Regions from separate parts of the Homo sapiens genome. Here region 1 is linked to region 2. Evidence: chromatin contacts called from ENCODE Hi-C data. All regions are on one chromosome and are shown on one strand. Each heading gives the region's core, a stretch centred on a gene start or an enhancer-like site at or near the end of the contact. The rest is flanking DNA. Distances are from core to core; before and after follow the strand shown. Region 1 holds the start of STRIT1 (small transmembrane regulator of ion transport 1). Region 2 has its middle 6.2 kb from the start of LINC01487.

The links. A loop is a pair of places that touch in the nucleus more often than their neighbours do. Pooled maps may share reads with other maps.
Region 1: a map of gastrocnemius medialis shows a loop between it and region 2 (8-fold over the local background). The contact joins the promoter of STRIT1 here to the enhancer-like site in region 2. A Hi-C loop is called at or near these places in 3 of 168 maps with a recorded cell type or tissue (gastrocnemius medialis and psoas muscle) and 4 of 50 pooled maps.

Annotation. Positions count from the first base shown.
Region 1 is chr3:155,291,849-155,297,119 of GRCh38, reverse strand. It overlaps STRIT1 (small transmembrane regulator of ion transport 1), which reads left to right and starts at 3,437. Exons shown (of 3, transcript NM_001352129.2): 1 at 3,437-3,500. The coding sequence starts at 3,488.
Region 2 is chr3:155,232,066-155,237,468 of GRCh38, reverse strand. No RefSeq gene overlaps it. Among named protein-coding and RNA genes, the nearest start is that of LINC01487, 6.2 kb to the left of the region's middle. Within about 2 kb of position 4,093, at least 16 of the 41 ENCODE cell types and tissues checked have a DNase peak (open chromatin) inside an H3K27ac peak, as active enhancers do; they include gastrocnemius medialis and psoas muscle, where a contact is called at or near this core.

The DNA of each region.
Region 1 (5,271 bases), core at 2,188-4,687, 60 kb before region 2:
GTTTTAAATAATGTCAACTCTTAAATCAGATTCTACCTCCTCCCAAGAGTTTGTTGTCATTGCTGTTTGTTGTTGTTATTATTCTGAACTGATTGTGTACAATTTGCATTCTTTGTTGTATGTGACCACTAAAATTTTTGCTCAATTAGATTAGTTATCAACTAATGATTGGACAATGATTTCTTTAAATGCCTATAACTAGTATGCCTTCCAGACTTTAATGATGGGCTCTGTGTATGTGTTGAGGTATGCCTTTAACACTCAGCCAGGCAGTTGACAACTGCCTTACCATTTGCTTTCCATTTTGAGCCTCAAGGTTAGCCAGAGGTGAAAGCTTAGGGCCTTTTCAGGTCTTTCCTAAGCATACCCACAGCCATGAGGTCATGCCCATAGCTGAACATATGCATGTAGCCTTCTAGATTCTTAAGGATATGTGAAACTTTTCAAACCCCTATTGACATCTCATTCCCTAGATTCTCCTTTTAAGCTTTTTAGTTAGCCTATTGTTCACTCTGTTACCTAGGCAGCTGTGATGTTAAACAATTGCCTCTAATTGTTTTCAACAAATGCCCTGGGAGTGGGTACTTTTCACACAGTGGAAGTTCTGAGTCTTATCAAATAAAGACAGCCTTGCAGGTGAGGTCTTTGGGAGAACCACCAGACAGTTTAAATAATTACTGTTCTCTGAAACTGAGACTTTGAAAGAGTTCTGTTCTGCTCTGTCTCCTCTGGTGGCTGCTAGTCTGCTAGTTTTCACTGAGATTTTGGGATATTGTTTAAGGCTGCTACAAAGCTGGAGATGGGGGAGATGAGAATAGGCCAAATTAAAACATCACAAAACTCTTGCTGTTCTTACCTAGATTCCAGCTCCCCCAGTTGCTGTAAGTCCTTGGTTAATTTCTACAATTCTTAAAAATTGATTCAAAAATTTTAGATGGCTTTCTTGGTGCTCTTATGAAGGAAAGATATTTTGGAGTCCCCCACTCCTCTATTTTTGCAGATGTCACTTTCTTTTATTTGTTTATATTCTTATTTATAGATTATTCTAATGTTACTGGTAATTAAATACACTGTATTATCTATATATGCATATATTATAAGGCTAGAGTATAGTTAAGATCATTTTATTTCTTATTACTCTTTTAGGTATTGCCATAAGTAAACCTTTGTTTAGAGTGCAAACTAAGCTACCTTATACTGCACTTATTACATCCACCTACCCAGTCAGCCAGCCATGAAGCAAAGATCCATGAGCATCCACCATGGTCAGGTCTATGTACTATAATTCCAGACATTAGTAGTGAAAAATATTTGAAAAGTGAAGAATTCTTAAATATTTTAAAGAAAAACCAAATATTTAAATTTTTCGGCTCACATATCTCTGAAGAATCTAATGTCACCTTGAGAATAAGGGATTTGAGAGCTAAATGTTTAAGACAGTATGTAAAGTAAAAAAGTAGAAAATGTTCCTAATTAGTATGTCCTAAGAGAAAGATTAGAAAACGGTCAAATATAGGCCCTTGGGTTTATAAGCTCAAAGTGAAACCAGTCTATTAATGAATAAAACATCCTTTCCTGATTAAATATTATAAAACTTATATTTTTTAAAAAATTTACTGATGATATAACCAAGGAAATGAGATTCTAGGTTGAATTCTTTTCTGAAGTCTGAGAAATTCATGTTGATTAAGTTAGTTTTTTCTCTTCTTCTTTCCATAGAAAAGTAAGGAAAATAAATGATGAATTATAAACTAATCCCTCCTCAAACTCCAAATTGACAGCAATAATGTTAATAATAGTCAATTTCATGTCAAGAAGAAAGCTTAATATAATTGAAATGGAAATGAGTATTTAAAATGTAGAAACCTTTTCATATGTTTCAGGCAAATTATTTTATTTTATTATGTATGTTTGTGCTCTTTGTGGGTACCACACTGTTTGTTTTAAATATCATTTTTTTCCTTAAGATAATTAGTGTTCATTTGAACTTACTGAATTAACATTTTTTATATTTAAATGAGATCAATAACATTTTTATTTCTTCTCTCTCTTTTGGCCTCAGTTAACCTTTGTTTAACGTATTATTATTTAATATTGAAAAAAATACCCAACTTTGCCAGGTAAGCAAGGGATTTTGTTGCATAAACAATACGTAGTTTTTCTGCTTACCTGACATAGCCAGACATTTTTTCAATATTAAATAATATATTGAGAGAGAGACTGAGGAGAGAGATGACAACTTGACATAAATGATATAAATGTGCCAGATTCTTGGCTGCACACTCTAATCTATAGGTACATTATTTGAGGTAGAAAGTCAAATGTTCTTCTTGCCTGTGAGAGTGGGAGGATTCTGAATTCATATAATAGCAAGGAGTTCAGTGTCACTGAAGTTATCACTGCAAATGGAAGAGTAGAGAAATAAGGGTTTTTAGGTGTCTAAACAAAGAGTTGGGATTTTTATTGTCTAGGAGATGAAGAACTATTGGTGGATTTTTGAGCAGTGATGGAACATGGTCATTTGCAAGGCAATATCACTCTTGGAACTCTGTGGAGATAAATTTGATCAGGCCAGACCTGCCTTTACAGGTCTTAATCTTATGTCAAATTTTTTTTGGGAAGATGCTCACAGGGTCACTCTGCAAAACTTTTCCAGCCAGATCCCCAATTTAAAGTTATTCCAATGAGAATATAGAGAATAGTCTAGGTCAGTTACATAAACCAGTTTGGACTTTGAAAAATGAAATGTCCTATTTTTATACATTGCTAATAAAAACAACAAGCTTATGACTGCTTCCTAAAAATTCTAGGCGACGTCTGTATTGTTTTAGTTTCTAGTACATTTATATTAACACTTTTTGTTTTAGAATAGTTCAAAGAAAGGGGCACCATTTCATTTTATGTTTTCCACCTGTAAAGTAATAAAGAACTGTCTACATTTCATACAGACTTTCATTTCATCTTTATGCGACTCCCATGAGTAGGTATTATTATCCTCATTTTAAAACTAAAGAAGCTGATTCCCAGGTTAAGCAACTTGGCTTTCATTACAGAAAGAGCTGGAATTTGAACCCAAGTCTCTCCAACATCAAAATCCTTTCTTTCTAATATATCACCCTTCTCCTTGATAGCACTTGTATAGGTGGAATGTTGTTTTTCCTCTGTACACCTTCTTTATAGAACATTTTCTTCATGTTACCTAAAGGCATGGTGCAAATTAAAAACCTGCGAATATCTGCATTAGGATAATTCAGCTTACCTAATTGTTTAGGTCATGTAGCCCCTCGTTTCCTCCATAATAATAGAATAAAGAGCCAGAGGAGTTCTGCTTTCCCATGACTTACATCACTCTGCAGACAATTGGCAGCCAGGAGACGGGCAGCTGCCGCAATCTTCAGATTTCTCTCTATTTAAAGTTCAAAGAGACGCTGGATAACAAAAGAAAGAGGTAAGCGTGGCCTGACCTAGCCACCCACCAACAGGAATAATGGCTGAAAAAGGTAAGATTTAAGGCATAGGATTCTCTTGGCAAAAAAAAAAAAAAGGCTTCTTGACTTTGGTTCATTTATGTTTCTTGGTGTTTCCCAGTCACTCTAAAAAATGTGATATCTATGCTAAATGACCATTAACCATATATGTTAGTGTGGCTGCAAAAATGCATTAATTATGTAATCTATGGATCAGGTCTATAGGTTATGAATAATTTTAAAATGATCAACAAAGGAAAAGAGCTTAATTTTGTTAATACTTATTTTGAAAGGTGAGTTAGAAATCAGTTCTCCTGATTTCAATTCTGAGCCAGAATTGAAGACAGTTAAGTTCTGTGTCAGACCTGCTAGTAAATGGCTATGTGAGTTTGCAGAAGTCCCTATACCTCTCTGAGTCTGTTTTCTGACAGTAAAATGAGAATATTGGGCTCAGGCATCTATTCCACACCTAAAATTTTTGTTCCACATCTAACTTTTTTCTGGTTTTTAAACATTTTTTTGTATTTATATTTTATAGTTATATAAAATAATTGATTCCAATTTGTCAAAAAGTTGAATATATACTGTATCTAAGAAATGGTTTTTAAATATTAAACAGGAATTTTTGCTTTGAATCTTGACAATGACCTTGTGAAATATGCATATCATCATCATCCCCATTTTATAGATAAGAAAATGGAGACACAGCAGTTTAGTAACTTGTTCATGATCGCTAAAGAGTGGTGGCACCAGGTGTTTAACCTGGACAGTCTTTTCCAGAGCACAGTGTCCTCAAGAACACTTCCAGCTGTAACTACTTTGATATGCTCAGAACTGGACAAGAGAGAAGCATTTTAGAATTACACTTCATGTTTAAGAGATGTTTTGTTCTTATTTGTGCTAGTAATGTAAGTGACATATGCAAAGTATGTTGTGCTCTTACGTATTTCTACTTCCAAACAATTCCACAGGTATTAGTAAAGTTGAAAACATTAGTGTTAAAAAAACAATGGAATGTATACTTTGGGTGTTAAAATGCACAGTTAGTGCTACTGGTACTATTTTACAAGGAAAGTAAATAATGAGATACTTTTAGGGCTTTGTGATATGTAAATTTTATTAAAATATGCATGTATAAAATATAAATGCACAATTAAAGGGTTAATATTAATTTTCAAATTCTTTGAAATTGGGAAAAATATAAAGCCACATACCTAGACAGTTCAAAAAAATTACTGCTATGTACTTCCATTGTAATGGTACCTTAATTCATAAAAAGGCTTTCGTCCAAATGAGAGTAAAGGGCAACTCATGTTGTTTGCTTTATCCTTAAGCAATACCACATGTCAAGTAAAGAGAAGAGTTTTCCATTTAGTGCTTAATGCCTTATACAAGGTCACAGTGAGATGGAGAAACAAGAAAAGCATGTTGAATTTTGTCAGTTAAGAGAGACTCTAGCATTCTTGGAAAAATTGATTTAAAGTATTAAAATTTATTTCAACTTCAGAAAGTTTGCTTTTATAAAAGTGTCTTCTAATTTTAAATGTGTCTCATCTCCTGATGATTTTATTTTAATAGCATTTTTAAAAATTTCACATTTTAAAGTGATGGAAATTGTAATAGGAGTATAATTGCTAAGAATATGCATTCTCTCTTTTAACTAATGGCATAAGATCTAATTATGCTTTGCAGTTAAGAATATATCTGAGTCCTTAACACAGGGACATTAATTCCATAGAATGTTTTTCTGCGCTCTTTCTAAATCTTTTTGTGTGATGTAGGTGTGGATTTCTGTGTGTATGCC
Region 2 (5,403 bases), core at 2,844-5,343:
ACATACTCTAAAATCAACCACACAATCCGGCATAAAACAATCCTCAGCAAATTTAAAAAAACCCAAATCATATTAACCAGACTCTCAGACCACAGCACAATAAAAACAAATGCTAAATTGCTCAAAACCATACAATTACATGAAAGTTGAACAATGTATTCCTGAATGACTTCTTGGTAAATAATGAAATTAAATAATGAAATTAAAGCAGAAATCAAATTATTTGAAACTAATGAGAACAAAATTACAAGATAACAGAATCTTAGGGACACAGACAAAACAGTGTTAAGAGGGAAGTTTATAGCACACGTTGAAAAGTTAGAAAGATCTCAAATTAACAACCTAATATCACAACTAGAGGAACTAGAGAAATGAGAGGAAGCCAGACCCAAAGCTAGCAGAAGATAAGAAATAACCAAAATCAGAGCTGAATTGAAGGAAATTGAGACACAAAAAAAATACAAAAGATCAATGAATCTAGAAGTTGGCTTTTAAATAATAACTCAGGTAGACCTCTAGCTAGACTAATAAAGAAAAAAAGAGAGAAAAACTAAATGAACATAGTCATAAATGACAAAGGTGATGTTACCACTCACCCCACAGATATATGGAAAACTCTCAGAGACTACTTTGAACACCTCTGTGCACACAAATTAGAAAACCTAGAAGAAATTGATAAATTCCAGGCAACATACAACCTCTCCAGACTGAACCAGAAAGAAATTAAATCCCTGAACAGATTAATAATGAGTTCTGAAATTGAATAAAAAGTGTACTAATGAGAAAATGCCTAGGACCAGATGGATTCACAGCTAAATGCTACCAGATGTGTAAAGAAGAGCTGGTACCATTCCTACTGAAACTATTCCAAAAAATTGTGCAGATAGGAAACCTCCTCAACTCATTCTATGAGGCCAGCATCATCCTGATACCTAAACCTGACAGAGACACAACAATAACAACAAAAATTTCAGGCCAATATCCCTGATGAACATAGATGCAAAAATACTCAACAAAATAATAGTAAACAGAATTCAGCAGAATATCAAAAAGCTATCCCACCACAGTCATGTAGGCTTTATCCCTGGGATGCAAGGTTGGTTCAACATATGCGAATGAATAAATGTGATTCATTACATAAACAGAACTAAAAACAAAATCACATGACCATCTCAATAGATGCAAAAAAGGCTTTTGATAAAATTCAGCATCCCTTCATGTTAAAAACCCTGAACAAACTAGACATTGATGGAACATGCTTGAAAATAATAGGAGCCATCTATGGCAAACCTACAGCCAACATTATACTGAATGGGCAAAAGGTGGGAGCATTCTCCTTGAAAACTGGAATAAGATAAGGATGCCTTCTCTCACTACTACTATTCAACATAGTACTGGAAGTCTTAGCCAGAGCAATCAGGCAAGAGAAAGAAATAAAAGACATCCAAATAGAAGGAGAGGAAGACAAACAATTTCTGTTTGCAAATAATGTGATTCCATACTTGGAAAACCCCAGTCTTTTCCCAAAAGATCTTTCATCTGATAAACAACTTCAGCAAAGTTTCAGTATACAAAATCAATGTACAAAAGTCAGTAGCATTCCTACACCAACAACATCCAAGCTGAGAGCCAAATCAAAAATGCGATCCTATTCACAATAGCCACAAAAAGAATAAAATACATAGGAATACAGCTAAGCAGGGAGGAGAAAGATCTCTACAATGAGAATTATAAAACACAGGTCAAAGAAATCAGAGATGGCACAAACAAACGGAAAAATATTCCATGGATAGGAAGAATCAATATCATCAAAATGGCCATACTGCGCAAGCAATTTACAGATTCAATGCTATTCCTATCAAACTACCAGTGACATTCTTCACAGAATTAGAAAAAAATTAAAAATTCATATTGAACCCAAAAAGAGCCTGAATAGCCAGGGTAATCCTAAGCAAAAAGAAGAAAGCGGGAGGTATCACGTTACCCGACTTCATACTATATTACAAGTCTATAGTAATCAAAACAGCATTGTACTGGTACAAAAACAGACACATAGACCAGTGGAACAGAATAGAGAGCCCAGGAATAATGTCAGACCTACAACCATCTGATCTTCAACAAAATTGAAAACAAAAGCAATGGGGACTCCCGAGTCAATAAATGGTGCTGGGATAACTAGCTAGCCATATGCAGAAGTTTGAAACTGGACCCTTTCTGAAACCTCACCCCGCCACCATATACAAAAAGTAATTCAAATGGATTGAAGACTTAAATGTAAAATGTAAAACTATAAAAATCCTGGAGGGTAACCTAGGAAATACCATTTTGGACACAGGACCTGGCAAAGATTGCATGATGAGGATGCCAAGAGCAATTGCAATAAAAACAAAAATTGACAAAGAGCTTCTGCACAGTGAAAGAAAGCATCAACAGAATATTTCCGTATCAACAGAAACAGAAAACAAGCTATAGAATGGGTGAAAATATTTGCAAACTATGCATCCAACAAAGGTTTAATATCCAGAATCTATAAAGAACTTAAACAAATTTACAAGCAGAAAACAAACAACTCCATTAAAAGTGGGCAAAGGGCATGAACACTTTTCAGAAGAAGACTTATATGTGGCCAACAGCATATGAATAAATGCTCAGCATCACTAATCATTAGAGAAATGCACATCAAAACCACCATAGCATACCATCTCATGCCAGTCAGAATGACTACTATAAAAAGTCAAAAAAGAACATATATTGATGAGGTTGTGGAGAAAAGGGAGTGCATATGCACTGCTGGTGGGAACGTAAATTAGTACAGCTATTGTGGAAAGCACTCAGGTGATTTCTCAAAGCACTAAAAACAGAACTATCATTTGACTCATCAATCCCATTATTGGGTTTATATCCAAAGGAATATAAATTTTCCTGCCATAAAGACATATGCATGTGTATGTTCATTGCAGCACTATTTACAATAGCAAAGACATGGAATCAACTCAAATGCCCATCAGTGGTAAACTGGATAAAGAAAATGTGGTACTTACATGCCATGGAATACTATGCAACTGTGAAAAGAATGAGAGCATGTCTTACACAGCAACATGGATGGAGCTAGAGGCCATCATGCTAAGTAAACTAACATGGGAACAGAAAACCAAATATTGCATGTTCTTTTTTATAAGTGGGAGCTAAACACTGAGTACATATGGACACAAAAAAGGGAACATCAGACATCTGGGCCTACTTGATGGTGGAAGGTGGGAGGAGGGCGAGGATTGGAAAACCCCTCGGGTACTATGCTGAATACATGGGTGATGAAATAGTCTGTACACCAAATCCCTGCAACACACAATTTACCTATACAACAAACCTGCACATGTGCCCCTGCACCTAAAATAAAAGTAAAAAAAAAAAATAGTGACAGTAATTAGAAAAAGAAAAAGAATTATTAGTGTTGGAGTCAGTACTTTGCAATAACAGGCCCAGAGTGGATGAGACCAAGAAGCAGTATTAAAAGTAGATGATTGCATATCAAAAAATGACAACCACACACATGGACTGCAATATATTGTATCTATAATTTTCTGTTGACACTATCTTTGAATCTGGAAACAGCAGACAGATAATCTTATTAGATAATGACCTAAATAAAATATTTCACTCCACTCTCCTCTCATATTCCACACATGTAAATACTTTTTGCCTTGAAACCTCCCTGTCACCATCAGACTGCTTTCAAAATAATAATGTTATTTTGAGGGCATTTAGATTAGAAAATCTTGATGAGTTTCCAATTAGTGTTACTGACAGATTTGTTAGATTTTCACTTAATCATTTTTCAGAACTTGACTATGGCTCAGATCTTTGACCTGCTAGTTAAGTATGTTGGTCAGTTTTTATGTGACATCTGCTGATAAAAGTAGCTGGTTTTATTATCCCACACACGTTAATAGAGGTTCCCACAGCAGGAAGGGAATGAGCAGTCCCCCTGGCATCCTTCTGTCACTGCTATGTGCTGTTTTCAGGGAACAGTCAGTGCCTATGGTCATCATGGAGTCAGTGTTTCTCCCTTGGCTGCAGTCCAAAGGACATTGTGCCTCTCTCCATAGAGAAGCTGGAAGGGGCCCAGAGAAAGGCAAATGCAAGATCATGGGCTAGGGAGACTTGCCCAGAAGATGGGCCAAAAATGAGATCTGGAAAGACCAGAGCTAAAAGGTGACATGAACGAGCTTGGAACAGTTGCTTGAGAGAAGTTTATGTATTAAAGTCCTAAATAGAGAACAGGACGGCTGCTCCCTGATGCCATCAGAAAGTCATTTTAAGAAAGTAATTTTAAGTTAAAGAGATAGAATGAGCCTTCATCTCCACCCTATTTGCTGAAGATTCTCTCCAAGTTATGGTAACATCTGAAAATATGTTATAGCCATGACCTTTAGGAGTTAGTATGCCTTAAATTTGAATTCGAGACTATGAGAATAATTTAGGACTATGTAGCATAAAGTAAGAATTTAGATCCTGGCATTTAAGGCATTTAAGACTCTATACTGGTTCCAGATATGAATATAATTTTCTAGCTGAGAAACATGGCCTTTTGGCAGGCAAAGCCAGTGCTCATGAGCTGATAAAAATTATCCCATTGCTTGCTCAGTTGCCTTTCCAGGTGACACGAACAGCTGTTGCAAAATCACAGACCTCGATTCCTGCCAGACCACAGGCTACTGAGCCCAGAAAACAAAACCATGACTCATGGTGAATGTTCACTGTCCCTGAGGTGGATACAGTGACAACCACACACACAGAGTGCTATGGAAATTTGGGATCCATTTTCCTGCTTGTCTTAGTGAAGAGGCTACGCCCACTTATTCTTGCCAGAATCTAAAGACATTTGGGATCCTCTTTTCCCCTTTCCCAACTGTGGGATGGAGTCTGTGCCCTGTGATAAGAGTGAATGCTCTAAAATAACCTGGTCTAACCTTCTTTTAATCTCTCTTTGCCTGATTTTCCTGGGACTCTGTATTTGGGGAAGATGTATATTTTAATCCTGACTCTTTCCTCAAGTGTCACTCAGGTGAACTTGGGGCTCTTTCTGATCCCTGTGATTATGTGGCAGCCTTCAGAATCCTACACCATGATCAGAAAGGCGGGTCCATTCCAGCTCTGTGGTTCTCTGATTTGTGACTTGGGCAGATAAGGCTCAATTTCTGGATTTGACTGTGAAGACTAGTGTCTTGAAAATTTGAAACATTGAAGTTAGAGAAGACAGTGTTAAGTACTAGAAAAGGACCCAAGTGGTTCAGTGTCAGTCTGGAACAGGGGCACACATTCCAATATTTCCTAGGGCCAGGCAGGTAGCATGGACAAGAGAAGTAGGCCACAGGTCTGGTTGGTGGTGTAGACAGGGCTACT